2 separate regions of the Homo sapiens genome follow, and region 2 is linked to region 1. Evidence: chromatin loops called from intact Hi-C (ENCODE). Cell type or tissue: HepG2. All regions are shown on one strand. Links, peaks and the distances in the headings refer to the core of each region. The heading gives the core; the rest is flanking DNA.

Region 1 (8,352 bases), core at 263-8,262:
GCTGGATAATCCTTTGTCCTGAGGGACTAGCCTGTGCCTTCTAGGGTTTTGAGCAGCATCCCTGGGCTCTACCCACCAGATGCTACTAGCACCCCAAATGTGAAAGCCAAAACTCTCTCCAGAAAGTGTTTCCTGTCCTCTGTGGGTGATGGAGAGGAAATCTCTCCTGTTGGGGATGCCCAATAGAGGAAAATCAAGATGACATAAAGAGAGGAGACTGAAGAGTAAAGTCTTGGGTGTCTTACAAAAAACTTGGGATTTTATTTTGAACCATCTACAGAGTCCCAAGAGGGGATTTTATCAGATTGGCATTGGGAAGTGTTGCCTGAGTGCTTAGAGCTCTTCAATCACTTGAGGTCACGTTTCCCTTTTCTACCCAGATAAAAGATCTGAAGTCATTCCATTGCAACAGGGACTTTTTCATGACCTTCCCAATATTTCCAAGGCTATCTGGAAGCGGATTTTGGCAGCAGTGGCACTTATATTCTCCAAGACACGTTCTCTCCAAATTCTGCCTCTTGGCGCAACCACTACGCCCTTCCTTCCTCCTTCATACTATCTGTGTTCAGAAGCCTGCCTTCGTCATTCCCCTTGTTTCTGTTTGTCCCTTCTTTGTTAAACCTGTAGACATTACATTCTTGTTAGTAATACAGTGAGAGCACCATAGACATCACAACACGAACACCAGAATTTGCTGATTGTAAAACTCCCTTCACTATTCCTGTCAAGGGGAATCACTCCATGGTTCTTTTTCTTTAAGACCTGGGGTGCTGTTGCCATCCTGATCTCTCTATTTGAGGTTCTTTCCCATTTACCTTCTCCTCTTTCAAGGACTGCTGCCAGGCAACAACCCCCAAATTCCTTGGCTCTATTAGGGATGGCAATTCTGCTCCCTTCTGATGCATTTCCTGACATAGACACTGGGATACACATGTTAGGTTTACCTTTCTTCCCTTCTGTATTGGTCTGTTTTCATACTGCTATAAAGAACTGCCTAACACTGGGTAATTTATAAAGGAAAGAGGTTTAATTGACTCACAGTCCACATGGCTGAGGAGGACTCCAGAAACTTACAATCATGGAGGAAGGGGAAGCAGGCACCTTCTTCACAAGGTGGCAGGAAGGAGAAGTGCTGAGTGAAGGGGGAAGAGCCCCTTATAAAACCATCAGATCTCATGAGAACTGACTCATTATCATAAGAACAGCATGGCAGAAATCATCCCCACAATCCAATTACCCACCTTGTCTCTCCTTGACATGTGGGAATTATGGGGATTACAATTCAAGATGAGATTTGGGTGGGGACACAAAGCCTAGCCATATCACCTTCCCTCTTCTGTCTCTGCTGGTCCTAATCTTACAAATTTAGGTGGCAGATGGGGAACGGAGAAAGCCAACAGAAGAGTGACATCATGGGACATACATGAAGATATGGTACAACCTTCAAAAACAGGAGAAAAGAGGAAATGCACAGGGGAGTGTGTATCAAGTGGAAAGAAGCTGAGCATTTTTTACATGTGTGTGGCTTGGGGGAGGCAGATATGCAGAGCTGAGGTCATTACCCAGTAGTTGTGGGCAAAACAGGGCTTGCCAGCCTATATATGTGGTTTTTGAAGTGCTGAATTCTCCAAAATGTAATAAGAATTTGTGAATTATAAAACTGTTGTATTGGGTGATTTCCCTTAAAAAAATCCCACCATCTCTGGCTGACATCCTGGAGTAAGAACTGTCAGTTAAAATTGATTCAGTGTGATTCAGCATGCAGTTCTAAATATTAGCATTTACACCTACATCTCCTTAGCCCACACTGCCTCAGCCATTAACTCACTGGCTAGACATCTGAGTGTGAAAATCCTCAGCCACTCCCATTCGCTATCCAGAGTTTATCAATGTGAACTTGCATATTAGCTCATTATTTTAGAATTTAAAATGTTGCCTTTCTATCATAATTACTTGTATCATGTGCCTTAAGGTTTCAAAATTAATGCATCTTGTCATATCTTCAAATTCATTGGGCTGCTTTCATCTGTTGACTTAGGTCTTCCATCAATTCAAGAAACTTTTATTTCTTTTTGTGATTTCTTTTGGTTGAATATACTTGTCTTCTGGGATAACTTTTTTTTATATATTCTTGCTGAACAACAAACCTATTATTTCATTACATTAAACTGTTCTCTTGATTTTGAACTTCCTGAGTTTTCTTCCATTTCTCAGCCTTGATATTCTGCAGGATATAATCTGACATTTGCCACTTCCTAAGAAAATTTATCCACATCAGTGTAGGTTTTCTTGTCTATGCATTTCACCATAATTTAGTAAATTTTGCATGCTTTCACAATAAACCTTTTCAGAAATAGCAATTTGTCTTTATTCCCGGAGTCCTCTTCCCTCTTTCGGATGAGCGGTAGTTTTTCCTCTGTTGACAGGATTGGTTAAAAAGGAAGGTTAGTGGAGTGGAAGTAACTCAGAAAACCATTGTTCTTTTTCTTTCCTTTCCTTTTTTTTTTTTTTTTTTTTTTTTTTGACAGAGTCTCATTCTGTCATCCAGGCTGGAGTGCAGTGGCACAGTCTCAGCTCACTGCAGCCTCCACCTCCCAGTTTCAAGCAATTCTCCTGAGTAGCTGGAATTACAGGCGCTGCCACCACACCTGGCTAATTTTTGTATTTTTGGTAGAGACAGGGTTTCACCATGTTGGCCAGGCTGGTCTCAAACTCCTGACCTCAAGTGGTCTGCCTTCCTTGGCCTCCCAAAGTGCTAGGATTACAGGTGTGAATGACAGCACCTGAGCCATTGTTCTTTTTCTAGTCTTCTGATTGTGTGAATGTTCACCCCATGGTCAATCCTTCATTGCAATTCCTTGGGCATTAGTGAGAATCCATTTTATTTCTCTTTTCTGCATTTCCCCCAACTCTGCCAGCTTTCTTGGTCCATTTGGGCTGCAATTATAAATTTCCATAGACTGGAAATATATAAACAATAGAAATTTATTTCTCACACTTCTGGAGGCTGGAAGTTCAAGATTAATGTGACAGAAAATTTGGTATGTGATCAAGGTTCTCTCCTTCAGAGATGGTGCCTTCTTGCTGTGTCCTTCCATGACGGAAGGGACAAAGGAGCTCTCTCTGGAGTCCCTTTTATAAGGGCACTAGTCTCATTCATATAGCTCCACCCTCAGGATCTCATGACCTCCCAAAAGCCCCATCTCCTAACACCATCTCCTTGGGAATTAAGATTTCAACATCTGAATCTTGGGGTAACACAAACTTTCAGACCATAGCACTGGTTTACTGCTCTTTAGGATTAGAGGAAAGTGGTTTGCAGATTACTTCTCCATAACCCTTCATTTTCTTTCTGCCAAATTCTGAATGGGGTAAATTCTGTGAAGTTTGGGTAATATTGTGGCATTCTGCCTAATGACATGGGTTTTCTTGGAGATCTGTGGGTTTATATGCCCAGTCTCCTGCTACCATCCTACCTAGAAGTTTGTTCATATTTTTACATGAATGTTTATTTATATTACATATGGAAATTGTATTCTTATTTTTATTCAGTGCCCAAAATACAGTAGAAAGCCCCAAACATTTGTCTCTTAATTTAACTTAGAAAAGACATTTTATTTCCAGAATGAGACAAATTTTATTTGCTCTAGAAGTAGCACCAACGCTTCTTAGTGCTATCTGCTTTTCCAATATTTCTTTCTTTCTTTTTTTTTTTTTTTTTTTTTTGAGACAGAGTCTTGCTCTGTCACCCATGGTAGAGTGCAGTGGTGTGATCGTGGCTCACCACAATCTCTGCCTCCTGGGTTCAAGTGATTCTCCTGCCTCAGCCTCCCAAGTAGCTGGTATTATGGGCATGTGCCACTGCAGCCAGCTAGTTTTTATATTTTTAGTATAGATGGGGTTTCACTATGTTGGCCAGGCTGGTGTTGAACTCCTCACCTCAACTGATGTGCCTCACTCGGCCTTCCAAAGTGCTGGGATTACAGGCATGAACCACTGTGCCTGGCCTTTTCCAATATTTTTTATTAAATCTTTTACAGTTTTTATAAAACGTTCAACTCCAAAAGAAATAAATAACAGAATTTTAAAAATTCTATGGTGCAAATAAACAACATACTGATGAAACATTCTGCCTTCAAACATATATATCTCATGAGTTCATTTTTGTTTATTTCCACTCTGACCATTTTAGTTTAAGCTTGCATCCTCAGCTTCCTGGCTGTACTGGAAGAACTGCCTGTTCCTCTCATTATAAATTTCTCCAAACTATTCATCACTCATAATACATCAAAGCCTTTGAAATCATAAGTTACTCTCTATAATCTCTTCTTTTTGCATTTAGAATAATAATAATAATAATAATAAAATAACAATAAACTACCAACACTTTTCCAAGTCTCACAAAGCCCTATATAATCCTGTCTTTGTCCAACCTTCTGGCTCACACTGTGCCACTCCTCTTTTGTTCCCAGAGGAAAGGTAATTTTCTTGAACAGTAAATAACAGACAAGATGAATGGGAAAATATCCCATTACACTCTTATGCCCAAAACAGAAAATATGACAAGTTTTAATGAGATCCCTCTGGCTAAAAGGTTGCTAATGATAATGAAAACAAAAGGGGAAATTACTTCAACACATGCAATTTGCTAAAGAGAAAAATAAAAAAAAATTTTCAAGAATATTCTTTTATCCAAATTGATGCAATATAGACGTAATTTGGCGTGTCCAATGCAGTGACCTCTGTGGGCCAAGACACTGAAATGAAGACCATGGGAAAAAGAGCTCCAGGGCTGGATCCCTGAAAAAATGATTTCACAACATATAAATGTGGTTTATGCCTTTAACCGCAAACAGCTGTCTCCTACAGCTGTCCCCCTCCAACCAATGGGTGATGGTCAGTGGCTTGCAAATCCTAGGTGTGGTTTGTTCAGACAAGGGCATCTATCTGAGTTTATTACAAACTCATCTTAGGAGGGGCAAAGGCCATATTGAAACAGAAAGCCCCAATATCCAAGAGGCCGCTTTCAAATATTTCCCCACCTTGGCTTTTGTGTTGTTACCACAGATTTTATTTACCTAAGAATGGCTTCCGCAGCACCATCTGTTTGCCTATCAATTGCAACACTAGGGCATGAAGCCTGCACACATCTTTCATCGATGTTGCGGAAGGCTCCCAATTGCACAAAAACTTGAATGAATTCCCTACGCCGGAAAATCTGAAAATGTGGATTCTCATTTGCAGAAAGAAGCGTGCATTGCTAGATATTATCAATACAAAAACTGAAATCCACAAAAACATTTCAAAAGGCTATTTGTACAGGAGTCATCTATGACCAGTAATGCTGGTTTTTAGGGATGGAAAACGTTCTTGCATTCTCAAGCACAGCACATTCTTCTTTCTTTCAAGAAGGGAACATTTAGGAGAGACTGCCCAAGTTAACTGGGCTTTTGCTCATCTAACCTATAGGAAGTTCCTTGGGGCTTGTGAAATGATTAATAAATGCAATGAAAACAAGCAAATATGTAAGGTATGGGTTTCAAAAATACAATTATGTAGAATCAGGTTTATAAATATTGCTCAGCAGCATGGCTCATGCCTGTAATCCCAACATTTTGGGAAGTCAAGGTGGGAAGATGGCTTCAGCCCAGGGGTTCTAGACCAGCCTGGGCAACATAGTGAGGCCCCATCTCTACTAAAAATTAAAATGAAAAAAATAGCTGGGCATGGTGGGACATGCCAATGGTCCTAGCTACTTACAAGGCTGAGGCAGGAGGATTGCTTGAGCCCAGGAGTTCAAGGCTGCAGTGAGCTATGATTATGCCACTGCACTGCAGCCTGGGTGACAAGAATGAGACCCTGTCTCCAGAAAAATTTAAAAATAAATAAATAAAAAGGTTTATAGAGATAGAAGAAGGCAAGTTGTTTGGAATACAATTATTTCCCTTTAGCATTTTCTCTCAGTTTTTTAATGGTTTTGATATAGGATGTGCTAAATACGTTAACTTCCATGTTCAACATATTAACATATGAGAATCATTTCCTTAAAGCAAAGGGAAATAAGAACCATAGCATGTTGGCATGTGTCCTCAGTTCACAAAGAACATACATTTCACCGTTCAAAACATGTGACATTGAAACAACACAAGCAGCCTGCATTCTTAGCTGTGTTTGCACCTGCTCATAAACCCACAGAACTGGAAGGCAATGTAGCAAACACACAGTCAAACCTCCCACAAGGCCTGTGAGCAGTGTTCACTAAAATCAGCATGGCTTGAGTTATAGGTACCTGTTTTGAAATTTGGTTGGCCTCCCAAGTTATGGAACGGAATATGTTTGCATAGGTTTATAGAACAATAGGACTAGGAAAAAAACTCAGGCCAAGCCATGTTTTTCCTAATTCTGTCTAGGAATAAATGCATGAATCCTAAAATGCTTTCAAGACTTTGCAGTGTTACAATTTCTTATTAGGAGCTTGGACTTCTAATCACTTTCAAAAGATGTCTCAAGTGTCATGGCTGATCCAATAGAGGTCAAAACACAAAACAAGCTTAAAGAAAGCAAAAACCTGTCTACAATAGCTTAAGATTCAGTGTAGAAGTAATACTTTAAAATATATTTAGCAGTTCGAGACCTGACATGGCAACATGGTGAAACCATATCTCTGTAAAAAAAATACAAATTAGCTGGCATGATGGTGAGTGTCTGTGGTCTCAGCTGCTGGGGAGGCTGAGATGAGAGAATCAACTGAGGCCCCAGAGGTTGAGGCTGCATTAAGCTGTGATTGTGCCATTGCACTGCAGCCTAGATGAGTGAGACCCTGTCTCAAAATATATATATATATAAATTTATAAATGTTATAAATATACAATTATATATTTTTAAATTATATATAAGTATATAGTATAAATAATGTTTTTATAGTTGTGTAAAGTTTATACAATTTTATAAATGTAGATATTTCATTTACACAAATAAAAATATATATTATTGGTAATTATGTAAAATTTATAAATATAAGTATATATACATACCTATGTCTATAAATACATAGAAATATTATATAATTCTACATATTTATATATAATTGTCAATTTATAAATATAAATACATTTATACATAAATATATGTATATGTTTATATATATTTAAATATAACAGGGAAAACAGTGTCCCTTTTTTTTAGGTGCTAAAACTTGGTTTTGAAATTTTATTTAAAAAAATTTGCAAACATATAAAATTTAGGATGAAAAACACTCATTTTAAAATGTAATAACTTAATATTTGCAAACATACACAGATGGTATAAAATCCATACCATTAAAAATGTTAATGATACAGTTTTGTGCTCATGGAACAAAAACCTTGCTGTAATTCCAGAGCTTCTCATCCCCACCTTTCAGGGAGCTGAGAATCTGGTAAAATGAAAGTCATGAAAGCCACATGGCCAAAGCAGTAATACAGAATAAAAAAAATTTAGAACACATATTTTAAAAACCTGTTTCTTAGGGAATCACATGGATGAAAAGGAAACACAATTCTGCATTTTCCCTACTTCGAAGTGAATGATATTGCATCTTAGCATTTTAAATGAAGGTGTCAAATACAAAACCGAGGGAACTGCTGAACACATCTGCTGAATTTGCTGAAAAAGACGCTCCTCGAGGCCCTGGTCCACTCGGAAACGTTCTCAAACACAGCTATAAAAAAGCCTAGTGTAAGCCGCTTGACTTTGCTCGGATCTTAACATTTTAGAGACTTGGCAACACAGGGCATGATTAGTTCCAGAAGATATACTGAACGCAATTGAAGAAAACCCAATGGAGGCAAGAAAGAAAAACGTGCTCTGCAGCAAACATGCAGTCGAGACGCAGGACGCGCACCCCAGTGATTCCTCAATTCCCCTCACTCACACGGGCTGAGCCCACTCGTGTCTGTGCCCACCTCTCATTCCTCTCAGAGTTAAAGTATGACGGATGATTTTCTTTCTTGAGCAGTTAGGCACCTTCAATTTCATGTTACATTATTAGTAATACAATGGGATTTCACATGGTCCTGTTAAGGTTTCCATCAATACTCTTCAATGGCTTCTGGTTTTCAACAAATCAAGTGCATGCTTCCTGCTTTTGTGGTAAGGTCCTCAAACATGCGCCCCTGCCTACTTCCATGACTTATGATTTCTTACCCCGCCCTTCACAACACCCACACTAAGTGGCTTGTCTTTCCACGCGCCGGCCCCACACCTTGCTTCCTTTACCACATGTATGTCCTCACGCTATTTGTTCTCTATGCGTTTGTGTGCAAATAAAATCCATTCTCTAATGCTGGGCATGCATGGGTCTTCCTCCATGAG
Region 2 (8,352 bases), core at 266-8,265, 53 kb after region 1:
TAGTCTGAATAATGTTCTCCAAACAGATCAGCTGTTCCTCTCTGCACCCTGCGAATGGAACCTTATTTGGAAAAAATAATTTTTGAAGATGTGTATAAGGTACAGATCTTGAGATGGGCAGATAATCCTGCCTGTAGAGGGAAATAACTAGATGATTAATAAATGAGTTGTGGGTTTGTGCACTGAATCTGGAGATCTGACACATTTACAAAATTATTTTTGGGGGGCTGACCTCACTATCTGGGCTGGCCTTGGCAGAAGCTGTGGGGGATATGCTGGTTCCACTCAACTAGATATGCCAGATGGAAAAAAAATAAAAGTACTTTCAACAAACCGAGCAGTGGTGACTCCTAAATTGCCAGACATGGATCCTAATGTGAGGAAGACACAAGGAGACCTGACACACCTACAGAGTAGAAGATGGTGTGAGACAGAGCACAGAGAGAATTCAGAGAGGCTGGCCTTGAGGATCAGAGTGATGACGATGGAGCTGCCAGAAGCTGGAGGAGGTAAGGAAGGATCCTCCCCACAGGCTTTCCAAGGGAGCACAACCGTGGAGAAACCCTGACTTCAGCTCAGTGGTATTGATTCAGGACTTCCAACTTCCAGAACCATGAGAGTATGTATTAGGTTGGTGCAAAAGTAATGGCAGTTTCAATATGCACGTTACTGGAAGCCTCTACATTGGTGGCAATTTGTTACAGCACCCCTAAGGAATAAATGCATTCCCCTAACAAATGAGTGTCAAAGGCAAGGATATTAGAAAAAAACAGGTCTGGGAGTGGTGGCTTATGCCTGTAAACCCAGCATTTTGGGAAGCCAAGGCAGGAGGATAGCTTGAGCCCAGGAGTTTGAGACCAGCCTGGGCAACATAGTAAGAACACGTCTCTACAAAAATTAAAAAAATAAAATAGCCAGGTGTGCTGCTGCACACCTGCAGTTCCATCTACTCAGGAGGCTGAGGTGGGAGGATCACTTGAGTCCACGAGGTCGAGGCTACAGTGAGCTAGGATTATATCACTGCATTCTAGCCTGGACAACAGAGCGAGACTCTGTCTCAAAAACAAAAAACCAAAACCCAGATGTTCCACTATATTCAAGATACTCAGTATCCTGAATACTCATCCCTCATCCTTTTTCAGTTTGTGGAATTGGGCAAGAGCTTTCTTTCTCAGAGCTCACCCTTGCTTGTAAATGCATTTACTCAAGTGAAAAGCAGAGAATGGTGGCCAGGTGTGGTGACTCATGCCTGTAATCACAGCATTTTGGGAGGCCAATGCATGTAGACTGCTTGAGCTTAGGCATTCAAGATCAGCCTTAGCAATGTAACAAAACCGTGTCTCTACAAAAAATGCAAAACAATTAGCTAGGCGTATGATGGTTTGTGCCTGTAGTCTCAGCTAATCCAGAGGCTGAGGCAGAAGGATAGCTTGACCCTAGCAGGTCAAAGGTCAAAGCTGCAGTGACCTATTTTGCCACTACACTGCAGCCTGAGCAACAGAGTAAGACTCTCTCTCTGTCTCTCTCTCTCTCTCACACACACACACCACACAGCAGAGAATGAAGACCCGCAGCAGAAGCTGGAGTGCAATCCTTTTCTAACTCATGCTGAGGGTAGAGTGATACAGTTACTGAACACCCACCCCCTGTCTGATTCCTGAATCATCTCCCAGGCAAGCTCTGTCCTTCCAGAACCCCACGTTTGCCGGGGCTGTGCTTCAGAACGGGAAAGCTCTAACCAATGACAGAGTGAAGTGAGTCACCAGGGGACACTGGAAACAAATGCTCATTCTTTATATCTGGGTCACCGCTTCTTGGTTTGTTGAAAATACTTTTATATTTTTCCATGTGGCATATCTATGTGAGCAGAACTAGCATCTAACCACAGCCTCTGCCAAGGCCGACACAGATGAATGAGGTCAACTTCAAAAATAATATTCCAAATGTGTCGGATCTCCAGATGCAGTGCACAAAGCCAGAACTCTTTGATTTATAACATAGTTGTTTCCCCCTATAAGCAAACAAAGAGAACAAAATCATTATCTTGAGGCAAATGAGAGCCCCAAAGAGTGCCTATTTCCAGGGAATGCAGTGGAGAAGTTTCCTCTCTCAGAGAGGTTGGGGGTTTCTCTCAACTGCATCATTACTCTTGAGAAATTATTTAGAATTGGAGGGTTGTAAGTTCTTTTTAACTCAGGATTCTAGTGAACTGATAATTTTAAAAGGATTAGGTTATTTAGAATTTGGCTTATGACACTTAAATACGTGAAGTACAATTGTAATTCAATACAAATTGCTAACATCTAACTATTCCTCTACATGCAAACTTCAACTGTGTGTATGTGAGTATAAGTATAAATTCATATCATATGTAATAGCTATTAGATTTATTAGTTTAGCTATCATTGTCTATCTCGTATCTATCTCTGTCTCTTCCATTTTTATCCATCTGTCTTCTATCTACTCATCCATCTATCAAGCTTTCTGTGTACCTACTTCCCTACCTATTCAACTCTCATGTCGCTCTGTATCCATCTATGTATCTATTTATTATCTATCCATTTATCTCATCCACTTATCTATTATCTTATGTGTCTATCATCTGTCTCATCTATCATCTCTCTATTCATCTACATCCATCTATCATCTAACTATCATCATCTATGTCTTCTATCTTTATCTATCCATCACTTATCTATCTACTCATCCAACTATCTTCTATCTAGCTACTTTCCTACCTATCAAAATCTCATCTCTATCATCTACCTACTTATCCATCTACTATCTATCATCTATCAATTATCTAATCTATCTATCCATCATCTATCTATCTATCTATACATTCATCCATTGAGCATAATAGCTAAGAAAGTTCAAATATTCTGCTCTTATCATTTTTCGTATGAAAACCACATGATAGAGCCATAAGTTGCTTCAGGAAGAAGTTATAGCTGTAAGAGATGGAGCAGAGACATAGCATTCTTCTGTTTCTTTCATTTCAGATATGCTATTTCCAAATCAAGGTTACATTATACCCAGCTTGAGTCACCATTGCACATATTTACTTTTATATTTAATTGTATTCAAATTTGTTATTGTTCTATACACTATCTCACAGCAACTCAGAATGATCATTATAGATGTCCATTGCACTGGATACTTAATTCTACTCAACCTTATAACGGTTCTGTAGAATGCCTCCAACACACCTTTTAAGCAGATATTTGGGATTTGTGTAATTGTTCTTTCAGATGAAGGACAGAAGACAAATTTCACCTGCATGAGTTTCCCAATCACAGGAATTTTGAGTGAGTGGGAATTTACAGTAAAGTCACCTTCTTCTTAAACCCATTGCAATGAGTCTTTTCATGCCTGCCTTTGTGAGATTCATGAGTTTTTTGTCGTGGCTAAATTTGGCTTTTTATTGAACTGGTGATGTGGTCATCCAATACGATCTGACATGTACTAAACTGTTTCCTCTCCTTTCTGGAGTTGAGACCCAATTTAATTGATGTCACCATGGGAAATAGCCCAGGAGTCAGCATCCCTGTTTCCATAACAGGAAGGAGAGAGGAGGTGAAAAATTCCATACCTTCTCCAACACTCATAGTGTTGGAGAACACAAACACACCCCAAGAGTACATTAATGTATAGTAGACTCTTGAACAATGTGGGAGTTAGGGGTGCCAACCCCCAGTGCAGTAAAAAATCCACCTGTAGGCTGCGGTTACACAACCTGTAACCCCAGCACTTTGGGAGGCTGAGGCTCAGGAGTTCAAGACCAGCCTGGCCAACATAGTGAAACCCTGTATCTACTAAAAATACAAAATTTTGCCAAGAGTGGTGACATGCGCCTGTAATCCCAGCTACTCAGGAGGCTGAGGCAGACAAATCACTTGGACCCAGGAGGCAGAGTTTGCAATGAGCAGAGATTGAGTTACTGTACTTCAGCCTGGCCAACAAGAGTGAAACTCCGCTCAAAAAAAAAAAAAAATCCACTTGTAACTTTTGACTCTCCCAAAACAGAACTAATAATAACCTACTTTTGAGTGGAAGCCTTCCTGATAACATAAACAGTCGATTAGCACATATTTTATATGTTATGTGTATTAAATACTGTATTCTTACAATAAAGCAAGCTAAAGAAAAGAAAATGTATTAAGAAAATAATAAGGAACAGAAAATACATTTGCTATTCATTGAGTGGAAGTGGATCATCATAAAAATGTGCATCGTCATTGTCTTCGCATTGAGGAGGTTGAGGAGGAAGGGAAGGGTTGGTCTTGCTGACTCGGTAGTGTCAGAGGTGGAAGAGAATCCCATCCCCTTCTAAGTGGACCACATAGTTCAAACCTGTGTTGTTCAAAGGTCAACTTTACTACAGTTAAGTGATGAATCAATGGACAGTGGTTCCTACAATGAAGCCATTGTCCTAACAGTGGCTTATGATAAATTTTTGAGAATACATATAATTATTTTAGGTAGATGGTCACCAAGATGAAATGAGTGTATGCACAGCAAATCCATACAGTGGTTCTGGCTATTTTAAGTTTTCTTTTGTGTAAAATGGATCCTCATTCTTCACAAAGAGACTGCATTGCTCAATCCATGTTCTTTGTGGTAGAAATATTTCTGTGGTTGGGACCAGTGACTTCTATGTGTTCCTTGGACACACTTCCTGTAATGAAATGATCTAACTATATTGCCCAAGGGAGCAGAAGATTGGAGATTTGTTGTGTGTGTGTGTGTGTGTGTGTGTAGGAGATGAAAATACAAAGGTAGAGATAGAGAATAGAGAAACAGAAAAAAATAGATAGATGATAGAGGGATAATAGGTGTTAAGTAGACAGATGATAGATGATAGAAAGATAAAAAGATAATACATGATAGATGATGGATAGAAACACAGAAATACAGATAGAGATAGATAGAAATACAGATAGACACATTAGATAGATAGATAGATAGATAGATAGATAGATAGATAGATAGATAGATAGATAGGAGTGGAGAGGACTTTCATTTTTAAGAAACATACTAGCTGCACTGAAGGAAGCCCAGCAGCCATTCTGCCATGAACCTTCCTTTGCAGGGTTGTAACCATGCTCTTCTCATCCTCGATCATTAGGGTTTATGCACATGCCCTTAAACAACCACAGAAAAATGCAGGTTGTCCATGCTTCTGCCAGACGATATGATCCTAAAATGCAATTACTTGAGAGACACGCTATTGGAGGAACATGTTTTGAAGGACTCATGGTCCTGGATAGCATAGATTTTATTTTCAGTAAAATAAAATCTGGACCATCCAAAAACTGAATTCACTTCTGTTGTAGTTCTCCACAGAATTGCTACTGCTGAGCAGTACTTTCTTATAGTGCACTGAGCTCTAAAATGAGAATATTTGTAACAGATTGCACTTTTAAGTTGTGATCCTGTCTTTACTGTGGGGGTACTGTTGAAGACGTTTTTGGTATGAATGACTCAGATATGACTGGAAAAGCTTTGCTTAATTTCTTACCAAAGAAATGTGTGATTCATAATGCAGAAGATGTCTCACTTTTTTCCTTTGGCTTCCAGGAAGCTTGTCGCTATGTGATTTATGATTAATACTAATTTTATTTTATTTTCTTTTAATTTTAATTAATTCTTTTAATATTAATTAATTTTTTGTTTTTTGAGATGGAGTCTTTCTCTTGTTGCCCATGCTGGAGTGCAGTGGCATGATCTTGGCTAACTGCAACCTCTGCCTCTTGGGTTCAAGCAACTCTCTTGCCTCAGCCTCCCAAGTAGCTGGGATTACAGGCACCCGTGACCGTGCCTGGCTATTATTTCATAGCACTTTCTGAGTTCATCCCTAGCATCTTACTTTGTGTGAGCTTTTGGCTGATGTGTGACTCTGAGGACAGGGATCATGTGCTCTTGATGCTGTTGCTGCTGCAAGTATTATAAGCACAATAGATCTTGGTTAAATATTAATAGAAAAATGCATTCTGTCTTTCCACCTGTGCCCAATAAGATAGGTCAATTCCATCCAGAGCTTAATTACAACAGCCTCCTGACAACACATCTGATAAAAATTTTGATTTTGTGTTTTGAAGTGACCATTATTGATAAATATTTCATTATTTATTATATTGTGTATTATACATAATTATTTGTATATGTATGTTATAGATAATAAATTGTTATTAAAATGTGTTATCTATAAATATGTAATAATTTAAATATACAAAATGTATATAATATAGTTAAAATAGTATAAATAATAAAATAATATAATAATAAAATAGTATAAAATGTTATGTATGGTATAAAATATATTTATAAAATATAACTATATATTATATATAATTTACATCATTTTATACTTTATTCTTACAATAAAGTAAGCTAAAGAAAAGAAAATGTCATTAAGAAAATAATAAGGAACAGAAAATACATTTACTATTCATTGAGTGGAAGTGGATCATCATAAAAGTGTGCATCCTCATTGTCTTCATGTTGAGGAGGTTGAGGAGGAGGAGAAACAGAAGGGTTGGTCTTGCTGACTCAGCAATTATCTATATTATCTATTACATAATTTATAATACTATATGTTATATAATATATAACACCTTATACAATATAATATATGACATATATATTATATAAGGTATGTGATGTATATTACATATAACACATTTAATTATAATATATACTACATAGTATATATATATTACATAGTATATAATGTATATAACATACATAGACATAACACCATATGTTATATAACACCTTATACTATATAATATATGACATTTACATTATATTATGTATATGATATATATTACACATAACATTTAATTATAATATCATATATTACATAGTATATATTACATAGAATATATGTTACATAGTATATTATATATAACATACATAGACATATAATGGTATATTATATATCATATAGTTATATATTACGTATTATTAGGTTGGTGCAAAAGTAATTGTGGTTTCTGCCATTAAGAGTAATCGCAATTTAATATATAATATGAAATAATATGTAATTTGTGTTTTATTATAATATAATATTTCAAATACTATATATTACATATAGTATTTAAGTATTATATATTACAATAATATTTAAGATATATTATTAAAATATATATTTTATATATATGACATACCTATTATACATAATATATAATTTATACCTCCAGATCCAAAGTATATTCAATTTGACTAACACTTACAGGGCACCTTCAGCATCCAAGGTATTCTGAGGTCATTTCCTGCCATTTTGATTGGGTGAATTTTTGGCGATCAATTGTTGATTACCAATGGTGTCCCTGCTTCTAATCTTTTCCTGTCTAGAGGACCCCAAACCACAGGCCAACTTCTGTCTGAGCAGCTCATCTCTGCTCACACCTCTCTCATGCTCAAAATCCTTCAAATTCTTCCAGCTATCTCAGGAAAAGGAAAAGCCAGAGTCCTTTGCCTCATTCTCAACGCATCCCCTCATTGGCCATTTTCTTGTATTTCAGCCTTCTTTGCAGTATAACGTACCAGGAGAGTTAAGTTTGGGGCTGGAAGAAAACCCTTCATGTCCTGGCATCCTTTGTCCAGAATTCCATCTGCCCAGGCTGCTTCTGAGCAAAGCAATGCTTATCACCCCAGAGAAGCCCTTCCTTCCCGTGGACGCTCCCACCCTTTGGAGCTCATGGTGAGCTTAGGACCAAATGATTTGCAGAAGAGTGACGCATGGAATATATCAAAAAATGCCTGTGAAATTGGATGGTGTTCAAACTAAACATCAGGCACCCCACAAACCCTAGCCAAAATCGAGCTTGACTTCTTGCACAGGAGTTGTGAGTTTAAGGACCATACCAGATACTTGAAGAAACTGATAATTTTTTTGAGAAACTTGCTTGCATTTACCTTTTTTTCTATTATTGATTCATACTATTTTACATATCTATGGGGTACATGTGACAGTTTGTTGCTTGCATAGAATGTGTAGTGATCAGGCCAGATTATTTGGAATATCTGTCACCTTGAGAATTAATCATTTCCATGTGTTGGGAACATTTCAAATCTCCTAGCTATTTTAAAATACACAATACATTATTGCTAACTATAGGCACCTTACCCTGCTATCATATATTAGAATTATGTCTTTTATGCAACTGTATAAAATCAGGATTTGATGACCATCTATGATATATGCCAGCAACAGAATATCAGGCTGATGCTTTTACATCTCTGCCCCTACAGGGTCTTTTGATGTACATTGGGAACAATAATCTTCAGAGATTTGGGGAGACAGATTAGAGATGATATATGTTAAAACACGGGTCCCCATGTGGC

Evidence for each region. Hi-C counts contacts between places; a loop is a spot of excess contacts. Peaks named below come from ENCODE experiments on the same cell type or tissue, not always from the same donor. Only the 100,000 strongest peaks of a DNase experiment are listed, where the experiment ranks them.
Region 2: it touches region 1 in a loop (5-fold over the local background); 1 of 110 quality-filtered maps calls a loop at or near these places.

The regions. Positions count from the first base shown.
Region 1 is chrY:7,410,415-7,418,766 of GRCh38, forward strand. No RefSeq gene overlaps it. Among named protein-coding and RNA genes, the nearest start is that of TTTY16, 290 kb to the right of the region's middle. In HepG2, for the core only: no CTCF peak of the experiment used is centred there; a DNase peak (open chromatin) is centred at 5,007.
Region 2 is chrY:7,463,694-7,472,045 of GRCh38, forward strand. The region is part of intron 1 of LOC107987338 (a long non-coding RNA gene); the gene reads left to right. Among named protein-coding and RNA genes, the nearest start is that of TTTY16, 230 kb to the right of the region's middle. In HepG2, for the core only: no CTCF peak of the experiment used is centred there; no DNase peak of the experiment used is centred there.